7 separate regions of the Mus musculus genome follow, and all the other regions are linked to region 2. A link is a loop called in an ENCODE intact Hi-C map of the cell type or tissue named here. Cell type or tissue: left cerebral cortex. All regions are shown on one strand.

Region 1 (4,000 bases), 1.7 Mb after region 2:
TCCTTTCCCTCAGTCTCTTCTCCATTTTTGTCCCTGCAGTTCTTTCAGACAGGAACAATTCTGGGTCAGAGTTTTTGACTGTGGGGTGGCAACCCCACTCCTCCACTTGATGTCCTGTCTTTCTACTGGAGGTGGACTCTACAAGTTCCCTCTCCCCACTGAAGGGCATTTCATCTAAGGCCCATTCCTTTGAGTCCTGAGAGTCTCTCACCTCTCAGGTCTCTGGTACACTCTGGAAGATCCCTCCCATCTACTACCTCCTGAGGTTGCATCTTTCCATTCTTTCTGCTGGCCCTCAAGGCTTCAGTCCTGTTCCAGCCTCCCAATACCTGATCATGTTCCCCTCTTCCCATCCCTATCCACTTTCCCACCCAGATCCCTCCCCCATTTCCCCACATTGTGATTGCTTTCTTCTCCTTCCCAAATGGGATTAAGGCATCCTCAGTTGCGCCCTTCAGCTTGTTAGCCTTCTTGAGTTCTGTGAATTGTGTCCTGGATATTCTGAGCTTTTGGACTAATATCCACTTATTAGTGAGTACATATCATGCATGTCCTTTGCAGTCTGAGTTACCTTATTCAGGATGATATTCTCAAGTTCCATCCATTTGCCTGCAAATTTCATGACGTCATTGTTTTTAATAGCTGAGTAGGATTCCATATGTAAACGTACCATATTTTCTGTATGTATTCTTCTGTTGAGGGACATTTGGGTTGTTTTCACTTTCTGGCTACTATAAATATAGCTGCTGTGAACATAGTGGAACATGTGTCTTTATTACATGTTGGAGCATCTTCTGGGTATAAGTCCAGGAGTGGTATAGCTGAGTCCTCAGGTAGTACTATGTCCAGTTTTCTGAGGAACTGCCAGACTGATTTCCAGAGTGGTTGTACCAGCTTGCAATCCCACCAACAATAGAGGAGTGTTCCTCTTTCTCCACATCCTAGTCAGCATCAACTATCACCTGAGTTTTTGATCTTAGCCATTCTAACTAATGTGAGGTGGAATCTCAGGTTGTTTTGATTTGCATTTCCCTGATGATTAAGGATGTTGAACATTTTTTCAGGTGCTTCTCAGCCATTCAGTATTCCTCAGACTAAATTCAGCCTACTGATTTAGATGCAAATCTTCTCCTGGGAGATCTGCATAGGCACACCCACAATCACATGCAAGCAGCTATCTGGGCACCCCTTTGCCCAGACAACACATAAAATGAACCACCACAACTCATTTTTCCTTTATTCTCACAAACATTTCATGTTTACATGATCTGTGGTCTTCCTTGAAGATTTCTGTCACTTCCCTAGAATGAATTACTTCTTTTCCTTCCTTACTTTCTATTTTTCATTTTTAAAAACTTCTCTCTTTTAACAAATGTTTATAAAGAGAAACTTTTATATTGCACACATATCTAATGAACTAAACAAAAAACCCTTTTTCCTCTGTAAAGGAAAACCAACCAACCAAACAACCAAACAAAAACCACACAGGGAGACCAATGATTCTTTTTGTTATGGAATTGCTTTATGCAACTATAAATATACAGCTAAGTACTTTTTAATCATATCTTTGTGTGTGTGTGTGTGTATTTGGGAAAAGGTTAAAACAGAGTGCAGAACTCTAATTCGCATCATTCTCTAATTTGCATAATTTGTTATTATTTCTAGCCACTTAACAACTCATCATTGCCAGGATGCTTCATTGATCTCAACCAGTTTCAAGAATGTATTTCAAAATAAGGAAGTCTGATGTGCCACTTCCTTGAGCCCCTCAAACATGCCAGTTAGCATCATGCCAGACACCTTAAGATGTGGTAGAAGCTGTGGGTGTTTTTAGTAGAAAAATGTTCAGTAGTACATTTTGGACCTGCTTCAAGACAGACCAAACTGATCAAAATGATACTTATTTCAATAAAAGCAGTTCATTGAGCCATATGACTAAGTTGCAGGTGTGTTCATACAGTTGCATAACTGTTCAGAGAAATGTGTTCGGAGAGTAAAAACATTCCTTTGTTGGATTTCACATTTCCTTTTCAAATCAGAAAATAAGGTCATTGTATAAAAAGGCCACACAAACCCATTCAAAGAATGTGCCTCTACTGCCATCTTGTGGATTTGGGTAAAAAACGAAAATCAGTAATCAAAGGCCACAAAGGATTTTCTTTCTTTTCTTTTTCAGTAATTTATTTATTTGTTCACTTTACATCCTTATCGCAGCCCCACTACCTCCCCTCCTCCCAATCCCACCCTTACAAGTCCCTTGACCCATGACCCCCTCCCTTTCTCTGAGGAGAAAGGGAAGCCTCTCTTGAGCATCACTCCTACCCAGGGACATCTAGTCCTAACAGGACTAAGCACACCATCTCCCACTGAGTCTCAGCCAGACCGTCCAGTTAGGGGAATGTGATCCAAAGGCAGGTAACTGAGTCAGAGATGGGCTCGGCTCCAAATGTTAGGGTACCCACATGTAGATCAAGCTGCACATCTGCTACAAATGTGTAGCATTTGAGCCTACATGCTCTTTGCTTGGTGGCTCAGTCTCTGATGCCCCATGGGTCCAGGTTAGTTGACTTTGTAGGTCTTCTTGTGGTGTCCGTGTCTCCTGCTGCTAGTTCACTTCATCGGAGGTCTGAGGGAGAGAACAAAAACCAGAGGGCAGGGTGGGGCGGGGCTGGTAACTAGCTGGAGACTCTAGCTGAGATTCCTACCATCAGGGTATATGGAGACTGAAGTGGCCACCTCCTTGAAGTTGCCAGGCAGGACTTCCAGTGGAGGGAGGGTGACATCAACTCACCCACAAAACCTTGAACCCAAAATTTCCCTGCCTACAAGATGTTCAGGGGAAAAGATGGAGCAGAGACGAAAAGCCAATCAATGTCTGGCCCAATTTGAGAGCCATCCCATGTGAAAAAGCCAACCCCTATTATTAATGATACTCTGCTTGCTATGCTTGCAGACAAGAGCCTAGCATAACTTTCTTCTGAGGGGTTTCATCTAGCAGCTGATGAAAACAGATGCAGAGACCCACAGACAGACATCAGGCAGAGCTTGTGGAGTCTTGTGGAAGAGTGAGGGATTTTCTTTTTTTCTTTTCTTTTTTTTTTTTCCATATAAGCCCAATAAGGATTCTTGGAGACCTGAGGTTAAAACCTGAAACCTGGGTGATACTGGAGAAATCAGGTGCAGGTTTTAATTCATTCCCCTAACTGGACTGCCTTGTCTGGCCTCAGTGATATTATGTGCCTAGACCCGAAGAGACTTGACGTGCTAAGGTGTGGGGATACCCAGAGGGCCCCACCCTCTCAGAGGAGAAGGAGAAGGTAGAAAGGACTTTGTGAGGGGGGCAGAAAGGGGGGCAGTGATCAGGATATAAAGTGAATAAATTAATGGGGAAAATGTAATGAATAGGTACAAACAAAAGATAGGAAATGAGGCTTTGTCACTGAAGCTGAAATCTATAATACAAAGCCACATGTAACATCTGGAAAAGAAAATAAATAGCTAAAATTAAAATCTCAATAGGTGGATATAAAAACTCATTGGGCAAAGCTGGAAATGGGGTTAATACGCCAAAACAACAGCTGGCAGATAATATCTATGGAGTGGGAAAGGAAAAGGGGAAGGCATTCCAAAAAGAGCAGACAGGCATATGAAAATGGTGAGGAAGTCAAATGTAACTGTAGGAAGAGGACTCAGAGAAAAAAGATAGCAGGGCATGAGCATCCCTCAGGGCATCAGATATAGTCCTTGAGGAATATAAGTCTATAATGTTGACATGAATATTCCTATACTCTTGAAAAAATAAAATCAATTATTTAAATACTTGCTACATGAAAAAGCTAGGTCTAAATGGCTTCATATAATACCCAGAAGAAAACTAATGAAAAAAAAATAGACATGCACTAACAAAGTGAACAGAATGTGCTTCAAAAGACACTAGTAAGATGCTGAAATGGGGCCTGAAGAAATGGTTTAGTGGTTAAGAACACGTGTTGCTGTTGGA
Region 2 (4,000 bases):
GACCGAGTGGGAATGAGAACAATCCTCCATGATGTTGTATCAGGCTACATGGGAGAGGGTGGTAAAGAGGCACCACTTACCTTCCCAGGCCAGAAGGCAACAATGCAGTCCTGCTCAGAATCCCACGTTCCATCCTTGATGAGAAATCACATGAAGTTTCCCTGTGACCGAGGCATTTGTGGAAATCAAGCAAGGCAGATGAAGATGGAGACTCTCCATTCACTCGGGGATTAGCGCCTCTCCTCTTCCCTCTGATGTGGTGGTGTCACAGGATTCCAGCTACAGCACAGTTTAAATAAGGCACTGAGACAGACAATAAGAGCATGTGCAGACTTCAACGTAAAAATCACTTACTATCCAAAGACCTGCAGTGTCTACACTGAAGATGCTCATTTCCATCACCTGTCAATTAACCTTCATAACATTACTTCACTGAGCAATAAAAAAGGAAACTCTCTAAAGACACTGAAACTTGTGGTCAGACACATGGCTCCGTGGTTGACAGTACTCGCTGCTCTTGCAAAAGACTCTGTTTTGCTTCCCAGCAGCCACTTGGCAGCTCACACAGTCTGGAAGAGCAGTTGCAAGGAATCTGACACCCTCTTCTTGCCTCTGAGGGCACTGCATGCATGTGCTGAATACACATACATGCAGGCCAAGCACACATACACAGAAAGGTAAGTAAATCCGCAGCAGAGATTAGTGAGCATGGCAAGGAACCAGGGGAAAGCATGTGGTGAGAACAAGGACCAGTTTGAAAACAGTTTGGCAGTACCTTAAAAATCAAAGGCTTGCCTAATAACACTAGTCATTCCACACAGAGCGATTTACCCTGAGAGAGAGAGACAGAAAGAGGCACACACAGAGAGAGAGAGACAGAGACAGAGACAGAGACAAAGACAGAGACAGACAGACACAGAGACACAGACAGAGAAAGAGCGCTCACATACACCATAAAACAGAACAGCACCTCAGAGGCCTGAGAAACTAAAGAGAAAATTCCAGTGTCTCTGGTATAGTGTTTCCAAAAGCTGAGGGCAGAAGCACTAAACTCACTACAAGGAACAAGAAGAGGAAAGTTACAAATTTTGTCAAAAGACACGAGTTGACACATTTCAGAATCAGAAGATTAAATCCAAATAAATGTACAGGCAAATGACATCAAAGGTCTGAGAACAAAGGAAGAATGCCTTAGAAGCAGTCAAAGAGAAAGGATTCTATATCGATAGGCCTAAAACACTTAGAAAGATGGGGGCTTCTCATCAGAGACCTGGGAGCCCAGGAGGAAGAGGGAAGAACCTGAGGGAAAGGTGAAGAAGCCTCCCAAGTTATCTGCCCAGAAGGCAAAACATCCTCACCCCCACTCCTGCTCCCTCAGCAGGACAGAACTTCCACCATGGAAGGTGCTTGCTTACCGCCCCTGCTTCTGATCACCTTTCATCTTCAGTTCCCAGTGAAGTTGGAGGAATGGGCCAGCAGATGGCACTGTGAGCAAATGCACTGCTAAAGACCATGGGAAAACACTGCCTAGTGGCATGTCATCCTGCAGGAGGGCCTTTCTCCTAAAGCTTTCTGGAAGCATCATTTGCAGCCCCTTCAAGACCACCCTCCCTCATCACCTTAAACCCACCACCACCCTGTCCTTCTCCTGCTCCCTCTGTTCACGTTTCATCATTGAATGATCAAGGGGACAATACATCCAGCAGCCCTATCAGCAAAGTACGCACCTGCAGGGGGCATCTAACAGGATCCTGCAGCCTGCTGATCTCACACTGCTGTGTGTCTTTATGCTGGAAGACAAGCTCTCCTGAATCAGGTTGTGTACGCACCGGTGCCAACAGATCTCAAGATGCCCTCTAAGTACTTACCATGGATGGGGGTAATTACCATCCAGACAGGAGACTAATGCACAAGGGGCCAGTGGAAGCATCGCCTAGGAAGTGCACTGTGGGGAACGACATACCACAGGGTTAAAGATGAATCTGCTGTGTGAAGGCAGCCACGGGGGCATCCTAGTGCTTCTCAGCTGACACCCACTTTCTGCTTTCCAAAGTACCCATCATTCATACGTTCCTGTCAGTCAGTCAGCCAGCCAGTCAGTCAGTCTATCATTATGACCCCCATGGCCCACTGTGTTTCAGGTACTAGAAGGATGTGACATGGACACTGAGGCTCAACAGAGTACAAATGTTAGAGAAAGCTTTTTTCTCCTGCCTGACTCACTGATCAAGACTGTCAGGTTGTATCCCACCCTTCCAACCCTGCTTCCCTTCTCCTATATCCAGGTGAAGTGGATCTAATAAAATACTTTGCTCTACTAACTTCTGTGTCTTCTTGGATGACCCAAGATGATACAGTTGCTTCTGTAAGCTCTAGGAAAGGTCGGGGTCAATTAAGGCTTGGTACAGTATTACATTGATGCTACGGAGAAAGAAAGCAATATAAAGTCACATGCAGCCAGCTACAGGCACAAGCTGACTGTCTGGTTGCTACAACTCCCACATTAGAGATTTGTTGGAATAGCTATCCTGTGGAGAAGTGGGCCATTAGCATTTGCTCCCAGGATTTGCCATTCCTGTGACACAGGCTGAAAGAGAGCCTCTGGGGATTAAGATCAGGGGCTGGAAGATCCCACTGTGAAACAGGATTTCCTGCTCTGAGGGCATAATGCAAAATTGCTGGTAGTGATGGCCTGGAAGAGTAGAGGCCAAAATGGTTCATAATTAGTATACTTGAAAGGCTCACATGGCCTTGGCAGACAGGAATGTTGGGAGAGCATCACAGCTAAGGGGTAAGATGTGTTGGAAAACAGTTTGATTAGTTGAAGCCAGAAAAGGGCTATGAAGTAAAGTCCTAAAGGAAGCCTTAAAGGAAGTAGGACGTCAGAGCTATGCATGAGAAAGGACATTAACCTCATTCAGCGTCTTACCATGGGAACTTTGTTGGCCTAGAGTGACCATAGGCAATCTGATCTCACTGTGTACAAAGAAAGTTTGTGATGTTTTCTTTTCCTCCTCTTCCAGTTTCCTGTTTCTCCTTCTCACCTCCTACTTCTTTCTCATCTTCTTCTTCCTCCTTCTCTTTCTCCTGAGCTTCCTCTGACTTCTATTCTTCCTCTTCCTGCATGTCCTCATCTTCACTTGTAGCACTAACAATATAACAATATAACAATAATATAACAAAAATATAACAATATAACAGTACTTGAGCTACCAGTATTGAGAGTGTGGTTGAGAGTAGAAACAGTTGGGAGAAGAAACCCTCCACCATAGTCTTCCAAAAGACCTATATCCAACATAAGTCAATATGAGTGGCCACTTAGAGGAGGAAGTATTCACGCACAGGGGGTTGGTGAGCACTGTCACCCTGCCCCCAACAAAGCAGTGACTATCTCTGCTTAGGGTGTGCTCTCTAGTCAGATTTAGAAACTCCTTGACTCCAGAGGTAGCATTAAGATCACCAGGGAGTATAAAGCTGCAGCATCAAAGCCATGAAACCTGCAAAGGGCCCTATGGTTGGGCAGAGGGGGTCATTGAAATCAAGGAAACCAGAATAACTAGCAAGGCTGTTGCAAACAATGTCCTAGAAATCATGGTAATGGACTGACAACTTGTCCTTTATATCCTCCCACCACCAGCCCTAAGTCATGTAAACAGACGAGTGGAACCACGGCAACACTAGACCACTTCATATTATTTGAAGGCCTTCTTCTGACAAGCTACAGAGATGGTGGCTTATTTAAATAATGATAGAAGTATCAGAAGAATGAAGATGGAGATACAGGTAGACCAAAGAGCCTGAAAAGATTTCAATCAATATATTTGGCCCCCAAATTCAACAGAATAGTTGAACTTTTGCCTCCTCAGTTTGTGTCCTGGGTACCACAAACGACCATATGGAGTGCAAGTAGCATGCCATGTCTGGAAGATCACTGGAATGCCACTGCATTCCACATATACACACATTCCACATTCCACCCATACACAAGCAGTGTGCCCTG
Region 3 (4,000 bases), 210 kb after region 2:
GGCGGCGGCGGCGGCGGCGGCGGCCACTGCTACGTAATGGTCCCGCTGTAGCCTCACGCCACCTTCTTGCAAGACTGCGCCGAGGCAGAAATGTCGCCGCCGCCGCCGCCGCCTATCTGGCGGCAGCTTAGCTTCAGCTTGTTGCTAGGCTCCTTCTGCATCGCCCTGGAGTCCGCAGCGCAAGGCAACTCTGCTACAGGTGCCAATTCCTTGCTCCCTGCCTTATTCAACCTTGTCTCTGTTCCTGCTAATGTTTATTCTTCCACACATCCTATCTTCGTTTTTCATTCTTCCTTCATCATTTTCACCCACATTTCACCCCTCCCTACTCAATATCCATCTTTGCTTCCTTTCGTCGATTCTGCCCGCATTCATCTTTCTTTTTAGCCCCCGCATTCATCTTTCATCCATCCATTCCTCCTTCCTACCCCTCCTCTTCCTTTCCATCCCTTCATGTTTTTTCTTCTCTTTTTAAAAATTAATTTTGAGGATTTCATAAATGCATTTTATAACATCCCCACTGCTCCCCCTAACTCTACTCAGATGCACCCTATTCCCAAGCTCATTTACCCCCCCCCCATGATTTTATAACCCAGAGTCCAGTTTGTGCTGCCCATATGCACATGGGTGTGGAGCCATCCACTGGTGCAAATTACATCTCGCCAACAGTTCTTTCCTCTCCATCTGTCCATTTTCCTTTCTTTACCCTTCCTTCTACTCCTCCTTTCCTTTCTGCTACTGTCTTCTATCCACCCTTTTATTTTACCATCCTTCCATCTTTCCATCTGACTTCTATTCCTTCCTTCTTTGATCCCCCCTCCCATCTTTGTCTCTGTCTTTGTCTCCTTCTTCTTCACCTAGATGTGGAGACATGATTGAAACATAAGACCCTCACCTTGGATAGGGCTTTTGTGTACTCCAACCCCGCCCTTGCTGGAGCAGAGCCCTGGTCGCCCCTTTTCTGGGTGGACTGCCTTTATCCTTTCATTACCCTAGGGAGGGGGATTTTAGTGTCATTGCATATGGTATAACCAAAGCCCCTCTCTCCTGTGCAGATGCTCTGAACATCCTTCTGATCATTGTGGATGATCTCCGCCCCTCCCTGGGCTGTTATGGAGACAAGCTAGTGAGGTCCCCGAACATTGACCAGCTGGCATCCCATAGCGTTCTCTTTCAGAATGCCTTTGCTCAGGTATGTCCAAGGACCTTTAGGTATGGATATATGCCTCTTTGTGTATAGACAGTAGGGAGAAGCATGCTGCTGCTCTAGAGACCTCCTTGAAAGGGGAAAGCAGAACTTAGAAAATGAAGGCCTAGGCAAGTCTCTTCACAGACAAGGAAGCTCACATTTGCAGGATTTCCCCTCCTTCTTGGGTGGAGACAGTGCCCTGGCCCTAACACGCTTAAGACAGGCTTGGCTAGCTTTCAGCTAGAAACAGGAATTGACGGGAGCTGAAAAATCCAACCTGTGGGTCTGCCAACCGAGTTGTGGGTGGCTGAGAGTGGGCGGCTAAGAGTCAGTCCATGGCAGTTGTCCTCCCTGAACCTCCTTTTCAGGGCTACTCTCTAAGAGCATCACCCTTTCTGGGTACCTAGGGGTGACATTGCATAGGAAAACACAATTGCTGTTCTGAGAGCTTGATTGCTGTCTTCCTTTGCTGGGCAGACAATAGTCTCCAGTACCTGGGCAAGGCCCTAATCCTACTGGTTGGTTTTGACATCTACATGACTCAGCTGCCAGGCTGTTGCTGAGGATCTAGAGAGGTTGCTTAGTTACCTTGAAGACTGCAGACACATTTGGCTGTGACGTTGTTGACATTTGCTTCTGCTCCTTAACAGCAAGCAGTGTGCGCACCAAGTCGAGTGTCCTTCCTCACCGGGAGGAGGCCTGACACCACCCGCCTGTATGACTTCAATTCCTACTGGAGGGTACATTCTGGAAATTTTTCCACCATCCCCCAATACTTCAAGGAGAATGGCTACGTGACCATGTCGGTTGGGAAAGTCTTTCACCCTGGTACTGTTCAATTACTAAAACCTGGGCCTTTTGTTTCTATGCTTCAATACTAGGTTGGGACTATCCTTGTAGTGGCTTTTCCCTTGTCAGGCTTAGGTAACTTGTTCATTGATGCCATTCTATGAAAAACAACAAAACAAAGCATTTCTTTAACCTAGTTTCATATTCACATTCTAAATGAAAAAGAATAGAAAGAAACAGATTTCCTTTTAGAAGTTGGAGGTAATGTCGTCAGATTCATGTAGCTGCTGTCGGAGAGGCAGGTTTGGTGTCAGTTCAGCTCTGGGCTTGACCACAGGGTGGTCCTTAAAGCTCTGGTCTGGGCCTTGCAGGATGCCTGTCTGTAAAGTTTGGGGGTGAGGACCTCAAATGTCCAGAGGTATTGTGTGGACTTGATGTCCGAGTATGGGCTTCAGCGTGGTGAAAGGCACTGCTTTCTCTGTGAGGAATGTTAGGAAGAGGACATCAGCTGGGTGTCAAATTCTGACTTTGAATACTACCTGATAAAGTAGTTATTTACTTCCTAAATGAAGAATAAATAACACTTTAAAACAGATAATAGGATCACATGATCCCTTGATTTCAAGATTTTTAAGAAACCAAAGAATGTAAGTGTGTAATTGAACCACCCTGGGGAAAGCTGTGTTTGATGTGGCAAACAAAAATTTTCTTGTGTTTTGGACATAGTGTTATTCTGATTTGTGGCTATGTTATTTTTATAATTTTACACTATGAGTGAGAGTAAATATTTCGCATTATATTACACTCCTCAAAAATTCATTTTTAATGACAGCATAGTAGTCTGGCATAACAGGCTTCTGGCTTTTTACTGATGTGGAAGCGGAGTTGACCTCACTGGGAAATAGCATCAGGGATGTGGGCACTTGGTCCTGGTCTAAGTGCTGCCACTTCTTAGCCATGTGGCTGTCTTTGGCTAAGTTTTTCTTCTTCTTTGAGTCTCACATTCCTTCTCTGGAATGCTGGGGCTGTAGTTTTCTTGATGCCTAACGAAGGGAACATGCTAGTAGGGACATCCATGAGTGTGAAGTGTGTTCAAATGCTAGAGCTGTGACCATGACGGTACTTCTCACCAAAGGAGACAGCTTGGGCGTCTCTAAGAGTTCTTTGTACATCATTATGGCTCAGGAGCTTTCTTCTAGAACCTACCAGGCAGTCCAGATTGAAAGTAGTAGTCAGTTTTTAAAAAGCAGGCCCAGTCTTGAAAAATAATCTATCAGAAATCATATTGTGTGGCTGAAAGCTGATTATCACTTGAACTACCTAGTTGGTACAGCATGGCTTAACTGAGGATATCTGGAGGGAAGTGAGTATTTTCTAGAGAAGAGATTATACTTTGGGAAGTGAAACTAAACAAGGCCTCTCCGATGTTCCTTGATCTCTTTCCCGATAACTAGATTTAGGGATAAGGTTTTCTGTTTCTTTTTTTCTTTTTTGGTTTTTCGACGAGACAGGGTTTCTCTGTATAGCCCTGGCTGTCCTGGAACTCACTTTATGGACCAGGCTGGCCTTGAACTCAGAAATCCGCCTGCCTCTGCCTCTGCTGGGATTAAAGGCGTGCGCCACCACGCCCTGTGGTTCTCTGTTTCTTATAGATCGCCCACTTCCAAGGCTTAGTAACTGGGAAGTTAGATGCTAATTACTAAAATCATGGGCAGTTGATCTTAATGGAAACATTATCTATCTTGCCGTTCTGATTTTATAGGTGAGGAAACTGAACCCCAAAGAGGGGAGGAGCTACTTGCATAGTTGTTCAATTTTAATTTGGCAGTAGGGTATTGAAAGACCTTTCATATTTTATTCAACAATTTTCTTTCCCTATTTAAGGTATATCTTCCAATCACAGTGATGATTATCCATATAGCTGGTCTTTTCCACCTTATCATCCATCCTCAGAGAAATATGAAAACACTAAGGTAGGTCTGTACAAGGGCCGAGGAAACACTTGTCTAGAAAATGAACTAT
Region 4 (4,000 bases), 93 kb after region 2:
GCATCTTTGTTCTTCAGCCTTCACTAGCTAGATCCCACAGTGCACATTATGCAAGCTTCTCTGTGCTTTGGCTCTTCTGTACTTTACTATCTATTGGGAGAGTCCGCAGGGCAAGACACTGTGCATCAACTGGAGGATGGTCAGAGAAAGTGGATCAACATTTCTGAGAGAGGGTCATGGTGCTTCAGTAGCTGAATGCTTCATCCAAGTTACTCATCCATAAACCAGCTCATATAATAATATCCATTTCTCAGTGGGTGTTAGGGAACATAATTACCACTTGTGAAATGTTTTCAAGTTTCCAAAAGAAAGATGATACATCACAGCAAAGTATGATTCTCCCAATTGTGATCTTCTTAAGCTCCCCCTGGGGCTCACTAACATAAAATTGCATGAAACTGCTATTGTAACAACCTATGACTCTTACCCGTAATGATTCCAGATTAATGTTTAAGGTTTTGCTGTATTATTCATAAAAACAACAGTTCAAACTGGCTGGAATTGAAAATGGTAAACTAAGTCCTCTGCTATGAGGTTGTTCCACTCTTAGATTTGAAAAGCAAATAGAATCCTTAGAGCATTCTTTAAGAATTTACGGATTTGGCAAAAAGAACAACTAGCAACCTTCTTTGTGCATCTAACATACAATGCTATGCATGATCTCTCTGAATTTTCTTAACCAGATAGAAAAGTATATATATATATTTTTTTCGAGACAGGGTTTCTCTGTGTCGCCCTGGCTGTCCTGGAACTCACTTTGTAGACCAGGCTGGCCTCGAACTCAGAGATCCACCTGCCTCTGCCTCCCGGGTGCTGGGATTAAAGGCGTGCGCCACCACGCCCGGCTGTATATTTTTTTAAAACAAACTCTTTTATAGAGGAGAAAATCTGAGCCTTGAAGATATTAACTTGCCCAATAAGACAAACCTGGCAATTCTAAATAGTATGTCTGGGAGTGGAGGAAGCCAGATCTGAAGCGACCACCAAGTCTAGGCAGGAGTCAAGGAGACTCTGAACTAGATTAGGATGCTTAAGGATGAGTTCCATCTCTCCAGATTAGGCATTCTGACAAATAGACCTGCTGTTAAGGACAGTGGGAACCCAAGATGAGAAGATGGCTGAGAGAGTAGATGACTGGTGCAGGGTAATGTGAGGTTTGGATGGTCAGGAAATCTGTGTAGCTTGGGGCACAGGAAGGAAGTTGATATGCAGGCTGGATTTACTGGAAACTCTGGTAGGCATAGGCCAAGATTCAGTCAATTTGGGGGGAAACCTTCAATTTCTGGTATGGGTCTGGGTGACAGGTGGCCAAGGTGACAGGTGTCTGTGATGATCTCACTGAGGTACTCCCGTTTGGCGTTCTCCCTCCTTATGACATCCACCCAGTCAGTGTTCCCCTCCCCGGACGTTCCCCTCTTCTTTTTGTAGAGATTCTGTCCCAGAGGCAGGCAGGCTGGTACCCCGGAGCAAAAAGATCCACTATCAATGTAACCTCCTGCTTCTGACGAGCTGGGGCGGAGGGGGTGTGGGGGTGGGGGAAGCAGGGAGCGGGTCTCAGAGCGCATGCGCATCCTAGCTACGGAAGCCGGAAGGAGTGTGGGAGACAGTTGGTTGCTCTGGTTTCTCCTGGCGGCGGCGTTAGCGACGAAGCTGCCTTTGGCAGCATGAACCCGCTGTGAGGCGCAGGCTTCGCGGCGCGGGGGGCGGGGGGAAGAGGAGGACGCCTCGGCGAAGTTCTCCGCCATGAACCTGAGGGGCCTCTTTCAGGACTTCAACCCGAGGTGAGGCGGTTATCCCGGCGACGCCAGGTTGGGGCTTGGGTTCGGGTAGCGGCTGGGAGCGGCGCGGCGGCCAAGGCACTGCAGTCTGAGCACCCAGGCACCAGCCTGAGGCTCCTTATGGCTGCCAGCTGCTCTCGGGAAAGCTGTGTTGGCCTCAGAGTCTGTCCATCCGCTTCTTCCTCCGCAACTGGTACCAACCCGCCGTGGCCCAAGTTGTCGAGGTTGGAGAAGTGTCCTCCCAGAGGGAAGCCCATTGATCTCCACTCGTCCTTTTTCATTGGTATTTCAACTTCTCTGTCTCGATTTATTTTTTCTTATTTTTCTTCTCACCGCTCCGCCTGCCCCCGTTTTCTATGCCAGGGCCATCTCACTTGACCCTGACACCCCCAGCCACCTTCGCACATGTTTCCTCTAGTTTCAGCATTTGGGATTTTCCTTGGATTTATGCCTGTCTGCCGTTCTTCGCTTATTTGTCAAACTGATGTCTGAGATACTGAAATTTTAGAGTCGTTGCCAGGGTATGGTAAATCTTACATAATGCCTTTGGGGGTGAACCTGATCGCCTCCAACGCATTTTCTTAGCCTTCTCTATGTAAGTTTATTCGCAGGAAGTAGATATTGCCCTGCTTATTTTCCAGACTTGAAATACCTAGTGGGCAGTGTGGAGAAAACACTGGCTAAAGTATATAAATCTCGGTCCTTGCACTTGTCAAACTGTTGTAAAAGTGTTCCCTCTGCGGCCTGTGAGCTCCCAAAGCAGAAACCACTTCCTGGTTGTTCCCTTGCACATCACCTCCCACCCATCTGTCATATAGTAGACACTTATAAAACGTCTTTGGAACTAAACTGAGTCAAGACTGAGGTTGGGCAGTCAAGTGATTCTCTACTTTAGTAAGCTGCAAGAGGAGTTCATTTCACTGATATTTTTCAAGTCCATTACTATTTAAAAGGAATATCTGCTCATTTTATTTCTAAGTGGTAAGACACGCACTCAAGTAAGCTAGCCTTCCTCCGTACGTGAGGTCCTAGGCTAGGCGCTTGCAATGCTTGGCCGTCCTAGCCTGGAAGCAATGGGAATATGAACAGATAAGTAGCTGTATTGTGCACTCCTGAGGATGCCACTTTCTTGGCTGTTTGTTGGAGACAAAGGAACTGGGGAGAGAAGAGGGGACTATTTAGAGTGCAGTCTCCTTAAGAATGGTAAAATTTTAAAATTTAAAGCCTCCTCTGGCCTGGGTGCTCTTACTGTCTTTGTGTTTATAGTCTGGCCTTGTTCCGTGGTCATCATCAATGGCATTGAGCCTTCTTAACGGAGAGGAGTTCATTTAGAGGAACTACCACAGAGCCAACCATAGCTTTTCTTCTACTGCTCCTGGATTAGGGTTTGTCTATAGGACAACTGTGTTGGTACTGAAGCTGGACAGGTCTTGTGTATTTTCATTGTTTGGAGAGAGTGACAAGAAACAGAAATAGAGGCTGAATTTTTTGTGTTCTTGGGTAACTCACTTATCTGTTTCATCTGTAGAATGAGTATAATTGCTCACAAGGCTATTGAACCTGAATTAATGGCTGATTGCACAATGTGTTACAAATAGAAATCGTTTATTATGGGACAGATAGTCCAGAAGCTGCAAGGTGATCTCCCAGTTATCTAAGAGTTGTGAAAGCAAAAATAGTGGTCCTCTGATAACACCCTTAGCCAGTTTTTCCTTTACTTTTTTTCCCTTCCAAATACTAAAGTCTAAAATTTATAATGAGATACTTCGAAGAGATTTATAATGATCATCAACACATTTATTTGTGCTTAAATTCTAAGTGGAATAAAATGCATCTTTCCCTGAAAAAATTAAAAGTCTTTTGTACCCCACCATTGTCCTGGTTCAATGTCATTAGTGGGAAGGAAGAGTGTTACCTTCTAGATGTTCCAGGGATACAATGGCCAGGTGATATTAAGAAGTAGATTTTTCTTAGCTGGCGATGTTTCATAAACTGTGGATGATCTAGTTTATAACACTGTATCTTAATCTTGCACCATGCTGACGAAAGCCTTTCAGACATCTGGAGAGCAAACTTGGGGGGGGGTGTTGACAGGAAAGCACCCTGTGCTAAGACCTCAGATCTGTGCTTTTGTCTAATTATCTGTTTCTAATTCTGAACCAGTTCACACATGGCCCTCTTACTTCAGGACTTTATCATGCTCTGCTCATTTAATAGGACAG
Region 5 (4,000 bases), 110 kb after region 2:
TGCAGTTATTCTTGCCTCACAAAGCTGGAATGTACCCAAAAAGTGGGTTAGGCCAGGAGTGCTGAATCACAGGAGATGTGAACTTACTTGTATTTGGACATTTTGGGTTTAATGGGAAATTGGCAATTAGTTTCTGATTGGGAAAGGGCAGGAGCACAGTCAGGATTAATGCTGCAACACCGAATCTACAACTGTTGGCTTAAGCTGACTAGGCCCTCAAAGAGCTAGAAAAGAAGGCGTGGGATTTACGGCAGAGTCCTGGTTAGAAGTAGAAGCAAGTTTTAGGGTACCTATAAATCAGCTGTATACTGATTATTAGCAGAAGCAGAAAGGAGGCTTGGAGGAAATCTATTATAGATTGCCCCTTTTGTCTTTCTTCTTTCAAAAGAAGGTCATTATCCGGCCAACATTCAGGTCTTAACAAAACAGCCAAGGCACCAACCAGCCTTAAGAATGAAACAAGACACATGTGTGCAATTCCCCTCATCAAGACCCCACTGTGCATTTCCGTTGCTAGAACAGTCAGAAGCTTCCAGCATCATATCATTCAAGTTTTACAGTATTCATTGCTTAGGAGTATGTTAAACGAACAACCACTATGTTCAATGCAGCTTGTTTAACTGATTCTTTCCTTTATCTTTAGCTAGAAATCCTGTGTTCGGTCAACATTCTTCAGTTTATATTCATTGCCTTAAGACTGGACAAGATTATCCACTGGCCCTGGCTTGTACGTAGCCTTTTAAAAATCTTAAACAAATCTTTTATTATAAAAGTAATTCATATTTGTGTCAAAAAATTTGGAAAAAAAAGACAAGCAAGCATGAGCAGCAGCTACTGATCACAGTACCAACCCTGGGAGCTGACATAGTAGTGGCCTTTACTCCCTTGTACATGGATAGTTGACATTCATTTCTATCCAGCTTTTTTATTTTAATATAACTTAAGCATTTGTTCTTAACAAATATCATTGTAAAGATGACACATAAGGCTTCATTGACTCATAAGTTGCATTTATGAAACATGTCTAAATGTTTCAGTTGCTGCTCATATTTGTGATTTTTAAATGTGCCCGTTTGTATATCTGTGTTTAAGTTTTCTAAATTTGTAACGATACCCTACTTATATATGTTTATGAAGAACAGTAGAACCTTTCATTTTGTGTTTTGAATATGTAATAATCAAATCAGTTTCATTACCATATTACCTCAGATGTTTATCATTTATTCATGCATGGAATTTTCAAAATGCTATTCTCTTTTAGCTATTTTGAACCATTTAATTATTATCAATCATAATTATTCTGATGTTCTAAAAACATTACAAGATTTTATTTTTGTCTCCAACCTCTGGTGTATTTTTGTGTATAAAAAAAAAATCCTTGTTTACTATTTTAATGTTTTCTTAGAAAGTATTCAAGAAAATGTATTACTGAGTTATAGATAATTTTTAAGTTTTTGATATTTTATTATTTTTATGTGTATGGATGTTTTCCTGAATGCATGTCATTAAAACCTGCAAATCAGTGAAACATTCTTTATACATGGCACCAATAATATGAGCCATGAGATGAAATTATAAAGTTAGACTTCATAAAATAAAATAAAATAAAATAAAGGAAAAGACAGGTCACTGACTGAGGAATAGGTTTTGCAAATATGTATTAAAACTTTGACTTCTGGCAAATAGCACAGAGTCAATAAAAAATAAGGACTTACTCATGTGCTCAGACCCACACAGACACACACATACACATAGATAATTGAGGGAGTCAGTAACTGGTGTTCAATAACTCCGAGTGAGAATAAACATACAGAAGTGAGTGCTTGAGTAAGTCTGAGTAAAGGATATGAGAGCATATGTGAGCAACTGAATGAGAGGGAGGAGGGCGTCTACAAGGGAATGCCAGAATAGGGCTGTGGGAGGAAGTGTGAGGGAAAGTTGACAGAATGAGAATGTAGCAGCGAAGAATAATTCTTAGAGGAGCAGCTAGACAGAGTGAGCACGAGGACTATTTGAGTAAGGAAGTGTGTGAATGAGGGCCATGAAGAGGTGAGGATGGATATGAGAGTAAGTGTGAAGAACTGAGTGTATGAGAGCGAGGAGTGAGGAAGATGCAAGGGAGGAAAAGGGGATTCCACTCTTCTGGATTACATACGTGGGGACTCAGTGGGGGTAGGAGAGAGGAGTACATGGGCGATCATGGGTGAGGGAGTGAGCGGGGTGACATGAGTATGTGAGGGGCAGTGAGGACATGAGTGAGCAGGTAAGTAAGACGTGTGTATGTGTGAGAGTGAACATGTCAGTAACTGAGTTAGGGAGCAAGACACTGCGAGTAAGGGAGTAGGAACTGAGAATGAAGGAGTGTGTGAGTGACTGAGAGGCAGGAAGCATGGGAATGAGTAGATGACAAAATGGGGGGCTTGAGACTGAGGGAGTATATTCAGAAGAAACTTAAAATATGCCGTGTTGGAGGACCAGATGGCAGGTTGTTGCTTGAATGGAAGACAGCCTAATGACATTATTTCCTGCATGGAAGTCCTCTGGTGAATGTGGTGTTTCCCATGCTATCTCCATGACAGTCCTGGACAGTAGGACTGTCTGTAGTCCTGCTTCCCCTTGACTACCTGAACAGAGCCAGCAAAATGATAAAGGCAGCTGCCAGAGCTGCAGGGAAGCTCTCAAGACATCGTGTTTCTACTCCTCTCCAGGTTGTGTGTGTCCCTCTGTGGATTCTCATGTCCTTCTTGTGCCTGGTGGTCCTCTATTACATCGTTTGGTCGGTTCTGTTCCTGCGCTCTATGGATGTGATTGCAGAACAACGCAGAACACATATAACCATGGCACTGAGCTGGATGACCATTGTCGTGCCTCTTCTTACTTTTGAGGTAAGCTTTCTACAGGAAATCTCTTGTGCTCCCACATTCTACCTTTATCTGGGACAGCATCTACCATAGCTAGATAGGTACACTGCTGTCCTTCTGGGAGAGAGACAGAGGGAACTTGGAACAATGAGAATGTACTTGCAGGACTCACAGAGAGCAGTATGCCTCTCTACCCATGAGGCATTTGGCCACATCCAGCTTCTACTCTAAAAGGATGTTGGACTACCCGGTTTTGTATTGAGTTCAGTAGGGAATACTAGATATAATTGAACAAATTTGACTCCTTTGAACAAATCCTGGGAAGGATTTCTCATAAAACTGGCAGTGGGGATCTTTCAGCTTGTAGACTTTAGTTTGACCCTGGGGGAGGATGCAATATTTCCCATGGTCTTTTTTTTTCCCCTGGATGGATACTATGGTGGCCTTCCCTCTTCTCAGATATGACAGAGGGAGGGATTATAATGGGAACAGTTACACATTTGGTTCATTTTATGATGATGGATTAATACCACCTTAACTTTGTCTTTCTCTAGATCCTGCTGGTTCACAAACTGGATGGCCACAATGCTTTCTCCTGTATTCCAATATTTGTTCCCCTGTGGCTCTCATTGATCACACTGATGGCAACAACATTTGGACAGAAAGGAGGAAACCACTGTACGTCCACAAACTAAGAAACCCTGTGTGTGTGTGGTCTGCACATGTGCTGCTCTTTACAAAATGCTAAGACTCAGGGTCCTGAATGCTCCTCAATGGAATGGAATCTTTCCAATTTGGTAGAGCTAGAGTACTGTGTCTAGATTACTCTGTTCTATGGCATGTGCTTTGGCGGTGGTCTTTGAGGAAGATACCATTCTCATAAGGCTGTGAGCGCCACTTCATATAACCCAGAGAACTGCCCACCTTCCCGCCTTGGAAGTGGGGAGTGTACAGTGCAGTGCAGGCTGAGCTGTTGTTTTTATCCTGGGAGAGCCAGCACTAAGCTGACAGCTTATTGAAGCAGCACAGCTCAGTGACCTAGTTTGAGGGGTTCCCATGAGGTCAGACTCAACTTTGGCCAATTCCTTCTTGTGTCTACTCAGATTTCAGATGGTTCCAGGAGTCCTTAGCTTAAATAT
Region 6 (4,000 bases), 180 kb after region 2:
GACTGAATTCCTGCCCTGCCCTACCCCAATGACAGACTGTAACCTCTAAACTAACATAAACCTTTTTTTCCAGATCTGATTGTTCTGTGCGCATGTCTGGAAGACTCTGATTCCTGCCAAGGGCTCATGTTCCAACCAGCCCAGAATCCACCCATCTCACAAGAATCCTCAGGATTCCTTGCAATCTGGCTGCCCACGCGAAATATTTGCCCTCTTCTCATTTCACTCACTGCCCTGTAGCTAGAACAACTGAATACTCTTCCTCATGTTTCTGCAGATAAACCTGCTCTGTGGATGAAGAAGCTGCCCTTTTTGGTTTGTTTCTGCTTCTCCACTTACATAAGGAGAAGGTAGATAAAGGAAAAAAAAAAACACCAAGTAAAACTTAGTTTTGTTGGCTACTGGCAGCAGGAAAGGCTCAGCAAGCCTTAGAGATCAACAAGAGTTAGGGCTGTACATCTCACTCACAGCTTGGTTCTGCTATCATGTCAGTGGGAAGGTCCTTTTTTGTCTGGTACAAGAACCGCCTGATGTAGAAAGTTAATTCTGCAACTGGTTGCCATTATTAAGTCAAACATGCAATTTAACAGGAGAAAAATGATGCCACATAGAATGTGATTGCATGGAAATGCTCAGGTCTACCAAATCCCAGTGCCTTCAGTGTCAACTGGTATATTAGACTAGGCATAATAATACCAAAGGCCTCATAGTCTAGAGTGTCAGTGAATTCGTAGCCTAAAAGTAAGGAAGAAACAGTGCCCTGGAGCAGCACATTTGGTTTTCATCCGCCTGCATCCACACTGCATCACTTAGGAGAGACTGTGAAATGCTGGCAAGATGGGGCATGCAAAGACCGGTCTTGGGCTGGCCCAGCAGTTGGCGAAGCTGGAGGCTGGGGTGTCCTCAATGGGGTGGGGGATGGGGGCAAGCTCGAAGGCTCCGACTCAACAGGTTACCTGTGTCCTTTGGGTGCTGTGGGCCTCTCAGCTTTGTCACTTATCACGCGGCAGACTCCAGTTTACACCCAGTCCTTTCTCTCTCTTCCAGCGTTCCCGGAAGTCCGCCAGTACCAAAGACTCCTGAGAGTGGGTGGATAATGTCCGCTCTAAAGAAAGGAAAGCATTTGGCTATAGCCTTAACTTTAACTGGCGTTCTGGGACTTTAACTCTGACTGCTTTAAGAAGAGACCCAGAAACACATCCGTGCCCGAACTTACACAATTTACGTAAGCACGCACACCACGCCCATTTACACGAGTAAACATCCGCAGCCAATTAGAACTACAGGCACTATGCTACCCGGATAGGAAGGTACGGACTTGCGTAATTAAGCAGTAAGCGACATCGAATGCTAGAAGACACCGTTTTCTTAAAGCAATCTTGCAAATAAAGTGGGTCAGGGTCTGTAATAGGCGGTTGGGGAGGGAAAGAAGTGAGAAAAGGAGTGAGTGATTTAGTCGGCGGAGTCTGCAAAAACCCATGAAAGTAGGAGTAGGTTGCACTGCAGCAGGAGGGGCGGGATTGGGGATGTGAGGGAAGAGGCTTGTTGAGGAGGGGCCTAAAATTGGTCCAGGGCCAAAGCTGTTTGAATCCCGAGGTTAGGCATTGGGGTGGGGTGGGGTGGGGCTGTGAGCACCTGATAGAGGTTGGGAATGGGAGTTTGTGCTCTGAAGAATCCTTGGGAACAGTTAGGAATTACGGGTGCTTGGAATCTGGGCCTGTTGTGAGTGCAGACCTGAGTGGGTGGAGCTACTGGGATACTAGGGCGGAGCTTTGGATCCCCACTTAACTCGGTTCAGATCTGCTTAAGGAGAAGGAAGGGCTGTGCAAGCTGAAGTGGTGGACCAGACTGTCAGTACTCAGCAAGGTGGTTAGGGCCTCAAGAGTACCAGCCAGGGCTATGTGTGGTGAGATTTTGTTGACAGAGCTGAGCTTTGGATGCTGGCTTTACTTGCTGGAGGGATACAGGGGAAGGAGGGCGTGCCTGTGAGTGGGAGCCGAATTATACATGATGGACAGTGCTATGCATGCTGAAGTAGAGGTTGAACGTGGTTCAGTGACTGGTGACATATGAAGTAGGAACAGAGCTTTGGATAGTATTTTTGGGGGGGGGTTATACAATAGATTTATTCTTAGCTTTTTGAGAAATGTTCACACTGTTTTTCTGAGTTGCCATACTAGTCTGCAATCCCATTAACAGCAAATATGAGTTATCTTTCTCTACATCCTTATCAGCATTTGTTGTTGCTTATTCTTTTTTTAATATTTTTATTACATATTTTCCTCAATTACATTTCCAATGCTATCCCAAAAGTCCCCCATACCCTCCCCCCCACTTCCCTACCCACCCATTCCCATTTTTTTGGCCCTGGCGTTCCCCTGTACTGGGGCATATACAGTTTGCTTGTCCAATGGGCCTCTCTTTCCAGTGATGGCCGACTAGGCCATCTTTTGATACATATGCAGCTAGAGTCAAGAGCTCCGGGGTACTGGTTAGTTCATAATGTTGTTCCACCTATAGGGTTGCAGATCCCTTTAGCTCCTTGGGTACTTTCTCTAGCTCCTCCATTGGGAGCCCTGTGATCCATCCACTAGCTGACTGTGAGCATCCACTTCTGTGTTTGCTAGGCCCCAACCTAGTCTCACAAGAGACAGCTATATCTGGGTCCTTTTGATAAAATCTTGCTAGTGTATGCAATGGTGTCAGCGTTTGGATGCTGATTATGGGGTGGATCCCTGGATATGGCAGTCTCTAGATGGTCCATCCTTTTGTCTCAGCTCCAAACTTTGTCTCTGTAACTCCTTCCATGGGTGTTTTGTTCCCAATTCTAAGGAGGGGCATAGTGTCCACACTTCAGTCTTCATTCTTCTTGAGTTTCATGTGTTTACCAAATTGTATCTTATATCTTGGGTATCTTAGGTTTTGGGCTAATATCCACTTATCAGTGAGTACATATTGTGTGAGTTCCTTTGTGAATGTGTTACCTCACTCAGGATGATGCCCTCCAGGTCCATCCATTTGGCTAGGAATTTCATAAATTCATTCTTTTTAATAGCTGAGTAGTACTCCATTGTGTAAATGTACCACATTTTCTATATCCATTCCACTATTGAGGGACATCTGAGTTCTTCTCAGCTTCTGGATATTATAGATAAGGCTGCTATGAACATAGTGGAGCATGTGTCCTTATTACCAATTCAAACATCTTCTGGTTATATGCCCAGGTAAGGTCTTGCTGGATCTTCCTATAGTACAATGTCCAATTTTCTGAGGAACCGCCAGACGGATTTCCAGAGTGGTTGTACAAGCCTGCAATCCCACCAACAATGGAGGAGTGTTCCTCTTTCTCCACATCCTCACCAGCATCTGCTGTCACCTGAATTTTTGATCTTAGCCATTCTGACTGGTGTGAGGTGGAATCTCAGGGTTGTTTTGATTTGCATTTCCCTGATGATTAAGGATGTTGAACATTTTTTCAGGTGCTTCTCTGCCATTCGGTATTCCTCAGGTGAGAATTCTTTGTTCAGTTCTGAGCCCCATTTTTTAATGGGGTTATTTGATTTTCTGAAGTCCACCTTCTTGAGTTCTTTATATATGTTGGATATTAGTCCCCTATCTGATTTAGGATAGGTAAAGATCCTTTCCCAATCTGTTGGTGGTCTTTTTGTCTTATTGATGGTGTCTTTTGCCTTGCAGAAGCTTTGGAGTTTCATTAGGTCCCATTTGTCAATTCTTGAGATAGTATTATAATAAAGGCCCAGAAACGCTGAAAGAGGACAGGGCCATTTGAGATATGAGGGTGAGATTGTGGATGAGACTGTTAGTACCGACTTGGGTCTCTAAAGTGCTGGCCAGGACTGTGAATTGTGAATGTGACAGCAGGACTGAGCTTTAAATCCTGATATAATGTGATAGAAGGCCATTGAAGGAATAGGGCACGGCTGTGTATGCTGACAAAAGAGTGGCTTGTGTATGCTGTACAGGTTGAGGGCACTGCTGT
Region 7 (4,000 bases), 200 kb after region 2:
CATAGGACAGTGTATGCAATACCTCTTTTGAGTTATTACCATTTTCCTGGTGTTTCATGACCTAGAACACAGCTATAGGTCATTTTGGAATGAGGTTTGTGTCAATTCAAGCATCTCCATGTTGTGATGCTGTATCATTCTCTCTCCTGGGGACCTGGATACCACTTTAGTCATAGATACAGGTCAAAAACTAAGGTAGGGGCTGAAACAAAGCAGAATATAGGTTGGTTTGTTAGGGTAGCAGCCCTTATTCTTTTCATGCTACCCCATTTCCGTTCTGCAGATGAGTGTTGTCCTTGTATTCTGTGTACCCATAATTCAGCCACGATGCTGTCTCTTCTGTCAGCTATGTCTAGTCTGAACTTGTGGATCTGGTTGCTCAGTGTTGTTCATTGTTGCCTCTGACTGTTCCTTTGCTACTGCTGCTGTTGAGAAGAATCAGAGTGGGAGGGGGAGGGGACTATACTCAGGATCATACAGTGTTAAATTGACTCTGTAGAGGAAGCATTCCCAACTGCCCAAGGTGTTTGCATATTCTCAACAACAAATGGCCCACCTATTCAGGACAGCCATATCAGCAAATATCTAAGGTGGGAGTTGTAGCAACCAGACAGTCAGCTTGTGCCTGTAGCTGGCTGCATGTGACTTTATATTGCTTTCTTTCTCCGTAGCATCAATGTAATACTGTACCAAGCCTTAATTGACCCCGACCTTTACTAGAGCTTACAGAAGCAACTGTATCATCTTGGGTCATCCAAGAAGACACAGAAGTTAGTAGAGCAAAGTATTTTATTAGATCCACTTCACCTGGATATAGGAGAAGGGAAGCAGGGTTGGAAGGGTGGGATACAACCTGACAGTCTTGATCAGTGAGTCAGGCAGGAGAAAACAGCTTTCTCTAACATTTGTACTCTGTTGAGTCTCAGTGTCCATGTCACATCCTTCTAGTACCTGAAACACAGTGGGCCATGGGGGTCATAATGATAGACTGACTGACTGGCTGGCTGACTGACTGACAGGAACGTATGAATGATGGGTACTTTGGAAAGCAGAAAGTGGGTGTCAGCTGAGAAGCACTAGGATGCCCCCGTGGCTGCCTTCACACAGCAGATTCATCTTTAACCCTGTGGTATGTTGTTCCCCACAGTGCACTTCCTAGGCGATGCTTCCACTGGCCCCTTGTGCATTAGTCTCCTGTCTGGATGGTAATTACCCCCATCCATGGTAAGTACTTAGAGGGCATCTTGAGATCTGTTGGCACCGGTGCGTACACAACCTGATTCAGGAGAGCTTGTCTTCCAGCATGAAGACACACAGCAGTGTGAGATCAGCAGGCTGCGGGGTCCTGTTAGATGCCCCTGCAGGTGCATACTTTGCTGATAGGGCTGCTGGATGTATTGTCCCCTTGATCATTCAATGATGAAACGTGAACAGAGGGAGCAGGAGAAGGACAGGGTGGTGGTGGGTTTAAGGTGATGAGGGAGGGTGGTCTTGAAGGGCTGCAAATGATGCTTCCAGAAAGCTTTAGGAGAAAGGCCCTCCTGCAGGATGACATGCCACTAGGCAGTGTTTTCCCATGGTCTTTAGCAGTGCATTTGCTCACAGTGCCATCTGCTGGCCCATTCCTCCAACTTCACTGGGAACTGAAGATGAAAGGTGATCAGAAGCAGGGGCGGTAAGCAAGCACCTTCCATGGTGGAAGTTCTGTCCTGCTGAGGGAGCAGGAGTGGAGGTGAGGATGTTTTGCCTTCTGGGCAGATAACTTGGGAGGCTTCTTCACCTTTCCCTCAGGTTCTTCCCTCTTCCTCCTGGGCTCCCAGGTCTCTGATGAGAAGCCCCCATCTTTCTAAGTGTTTTAGGCCTATCGATATAGAATCCTTTCTCTCTGACTACTTCTAAGGCATTCTTCCTTTGTTCTCAGACTTTTGATGTTATTTGGCTGTACATTTATTTGGATTTAATCTTCTGATCCTGAAATGTGTCAACTCGTGTCTTTTTACAAAATTTGTAACTTTCCTCTTCTTGCTCCTTGTAGTGAGTTTAGTGCTTCTGCCCTCAGCTTTTGGAAACACTATACCAGAGACACTGGAATTTTCTCCTTAGTTTCTCAGGCCTCTGAGGCGCTGTTCTGTTTTATGGTGCATGTGAGCGCTCTTTCTCTGTCTGTGTCTCTGTGTCTGTCTGTCTCTGTCTCTGTCTCTGTCTCTGTCTCTGTCTCTGTCTCTCTCTCTCTGTGTGTGCCTCTTTCTGTCTCTCTCTCTCAGGGTAAATCGCTCTGTGTGGAATGACTAGTGTTATTAGGCAAGCCTTTGATTTTTAAGGTACTGCCAAACTGTTTTCAAAGTGGTCCTTGTTCTCACCACATGCTTTCCCCTGGTTCCTTGCCATGCTCACTAATCTCTGCTGCGGATTTACTTACCTTTCTGTGTATGTGTGCTTTGCCTGCATGTATGTGTATTCAGCACATGCATGCAGTGCCCTCAGAGGCAAGAAGAGGGTGTCAGATTCCTTGCAACTGCTCTTCCAGACTGTTGTGAGCTGCCAAGTGGCTGCTGGGGAGCAAAACAGAGTCCTTTGCAAGAGCAGCGAGTACTGTCAACCACGGAGCCATGTGTCTGACCACAAGTTTCAGTGTCTTTAGAGAGTTTCCTTTTTTATTGCTCAGTGAAGTAATGTTATGAAGGTTAATTGACAGGTGATGGAAATGAGCATCTTCAGTGTAGACACTGCAGGTCTTTGGATAGTAAGTGATTTTTACGTTGAAGTCTGCACATGCTCTTATTGTCTGTCTCAGTGCCTTATTTAAACTGTGCTGTAGCTGGAATCCTGTGACACCACCACATCAGAGGGAAGAGGAGAGGCGCTAATCCCCGAGTGAATGGAGAGTCTCCATCTTCATCTGCCTTGCTTGATTTCCACAAATGCCTCGGTCACAGGGAAACTTCATGTGATTTCTCATCAAGGATGGAACGTGGGATTCTGAGCAGGACTGCATTGTTGCCTTCTGGCCTGGGAAGGTAAGTGATGCCTCTTTACCACCCTCTCCCATGTAGCCTGATACAACATCATGGAGGATTGTTCTCATTCCCACTCGGTCAGATACCAGCTGTCTGGTAAACTTGACATCAATTGGATGGGTAAGGGGGCAAGGAGTGATGGTCTCAAACAGGACAAGAGCCTGATCATGGTTGACACAGCTCTCCTCTGAAGACCCCAGACTGAAGTGACCTTCTGAACACTCCGTGATCAGAGTTCAGGACATTGTGGATCTCTGAGGGTTCTTGTAAACTGTGTTTGGAAAAGGTGGGAAGTGAGGCAGTTTGTAAAGGGCAGTCTAGCTGACTGGCTGAGGGGCAGCCCTGTATCTCTATCTCTGTGCAGGAGAACAAGGCAACATTGAAAAGTGGGGGAGCTCCGTGTGTGCTCTCCCAGGGCATTAATTAGCAAATGCTTCATTTTACAAACCTCATGTGGCATGAGGCTAAGAGGCTGTGGGTAGGGAAAGCCAGGGTACAGGAACAAATGACAATCCAGCTGTGGGAACCATAGGATTCCCTACTGCCTTGCATGAGTAAGGTGCATGTACAGACCTTAAAGTACATCAGCCAGGTTCTCTGCACCACTCTGAGGCTGCATGACTTGGCCAGTCCTGGTGGCCTACCTGGTACCATGAAAAACCAAATCCTGGGTACAACATACATGCTGGCACCCAACAAACATTTAGTGCCTGGCTGCTTGTTCACAGCTCCTGGCTGCAGAAAGACATTCACCCACTCACTGTTCAGTGTGGGCTTCTGGAGCTGGGAGCAAAAATGTGAGCAGGATCCCAGGGTTCTGAGATCCTAAAGGGTCTGTCTTGAGAGGAGGAAGGGTGAAAGCTGGAAGTCCTTGGCAGGGAGCTCCATAGTTTGCTAGATCCTGCCCCAGACATAGACTAAGGGGTAGGCAGCCCAAGATGGCGAAGGAAGTAAAAGATAGAGTGCTAGAGATTAGGCAGTTA

Evidence for each region. Hi-C counts contacts between places; a loop is a spot of excess contacts. Peaks named below come from ENCODE experiments on the same cell type or tissue, not always from the same donor. Only the 100,000 strongest peaks of a DNase experiment are listed, where the experiment ranks them.
Region 1: a loop joins it to region 2, with 6 times the contacts of the local background. A loop is called at or near these places in 3 of 42 quality-filtered maps.
Region 3: it touches region 2 in a loop (4-fold over the local background); 33 of 42 quality-filtered maps call a loop at or near these places.
Region 4: a loop joins it to region 2, with 3 times the contacts of the local background. A loop is called at or near these places in 10 of 42 quality-filtered maps.
Region 5: a loop joins it to region 2, with 2.2 times the contacts of the local background. A loop is called at or near these places in 11 of 42 quality-filtered maps.
Region 6: a loop joins it to region 2, with 5 times the contacts of the local background. A loop is called at or near these places in 23 of 42 quality-filtered maps.
Region 7: it touches region 2 in a loop (7-fold over the local background); 33 of 42 quality-filtered maps call a loop at or near these places.

Annotation. Positions count from the first base shown.
Region 1 is chrX:68,838,072-68,842,071 of GRCm38, reverse strand. No RefSeq gene overlaps it. Among named protein-coding and RNA genes, the nearest start is that of Gm6812, 53 kb to the left of the region's middle. In left cerebral cortex, a CTCF peak has its summit at 2,110 (motif pointing left); a DNase peak (open chromatin) is centred at 2,055.
Region 2 is chrX:70,567,294-70,571,293 of GRCm38, reverse strand. Gm46679 (a long non-coding RNA gene) reads right to left here and starts at 1,947. Exons shown (of 3, transcript XR_001782766.1): 1 at 1,869-1,947; 2 at 1,359-1,485; 3 at 85-279. In left cerebral cortex, CTCF peaks have their summits at 1,361 and 1,563; a DNase peak (open chromatin) is centred at 1,714.
Region 3 is chrX:70,360,994-70,364,993 of GRCm38, reverse strand. It overlaps Ids (iduronate 2-sulfatase), which reads left to right. Exons shown (of 9, transcript NM_010498.3): 1 at 1-199; 2 at 1,056-1,192; 3 at 1,840-2,017; 4 at 3,863-3,951. The coding sequence starts at 91. Among named protein-coding and RNA genes, the nearest start is that of Ids, 2.1 kb to the left of the region's middle. In left cerebral cortex, no CTCF peak of the experiment used is centred here; DNase peaks (open chromatin) are centred at 562, 1,480 and 1,697; H3K4me3 peaks cover 2,022 bases; H3K27ac peaks cover 1,648 bases.
Region 4 is chrX:70,474,759-70,478,758 of GRCm38, reverse strand. Tmem185a (transmembrane protein 185A) reads left to right here and starts at 1,579. Exons shown (of 7, transcript NM_001357750.1): 1 at 1,579-1,781. The coding sequence starts at 1,744. In left cerebral cortex, a CTCF peak has its summit at 1,642; DNase peaks (open chromatin) are centred at 1,632 and 2,504; H3K4me3 peaks cover 2,101 bases; H3K27ac peaks cover 1,188 bases.
Region 5 is chrX:70,461,730-70,465,729 of GRCm38, reverse strand. It overlaps Tmem185a (transmembrane protein 185A), which reads left to right. Exons shown (of 7, transcript NM_001357750.1): 4 at 644-727; 5 at 2,709-2,885; 6 at 3,416-3,539. Among named protein-coding and RNA genes, the nearest start is that of Tmem185a, 13 kb to the left of the region's middle. In left cerebral cortex, no CTCF peak of the experiment used is centred here; DNase peaks (open chromatin) are centred at 1,927 and 2,412.
Region 6 is chrX:70,383,108-70,387,107 of GRCm38, reverse strand. Eola1 (endothelium and lymphocyte associated ASCH domain 1) reads right to left here and starts at 1,195. Exons shown (of 3, transcript NM_026787.2): 1 at 957-1,195. It also overlaps a transcript of Ids not described here. In left cerebral cortex, no CTCF peak of the experiment used is centred here; DNase peaks (open chromatin) are centred at 554, 1,315 and 1,746; H3K4me3 peaks cover 1,835 bases; H3K27ac peaks cover 1,441 bases.
Region 7 is chrX:70,372,242-70,376,241 of GRCm38, reverse strand. It overlaps a transcript of Ids not described here. Among named protein-coding and RNA genes, the nearest start is that of Ids, 9.2 kb to the right of the region's middle. In left cerebral cortex, CTCF peaks have their summits at 1,418 and 1,626 (motif pointing left); no DNase peak of the experiment used is centred here.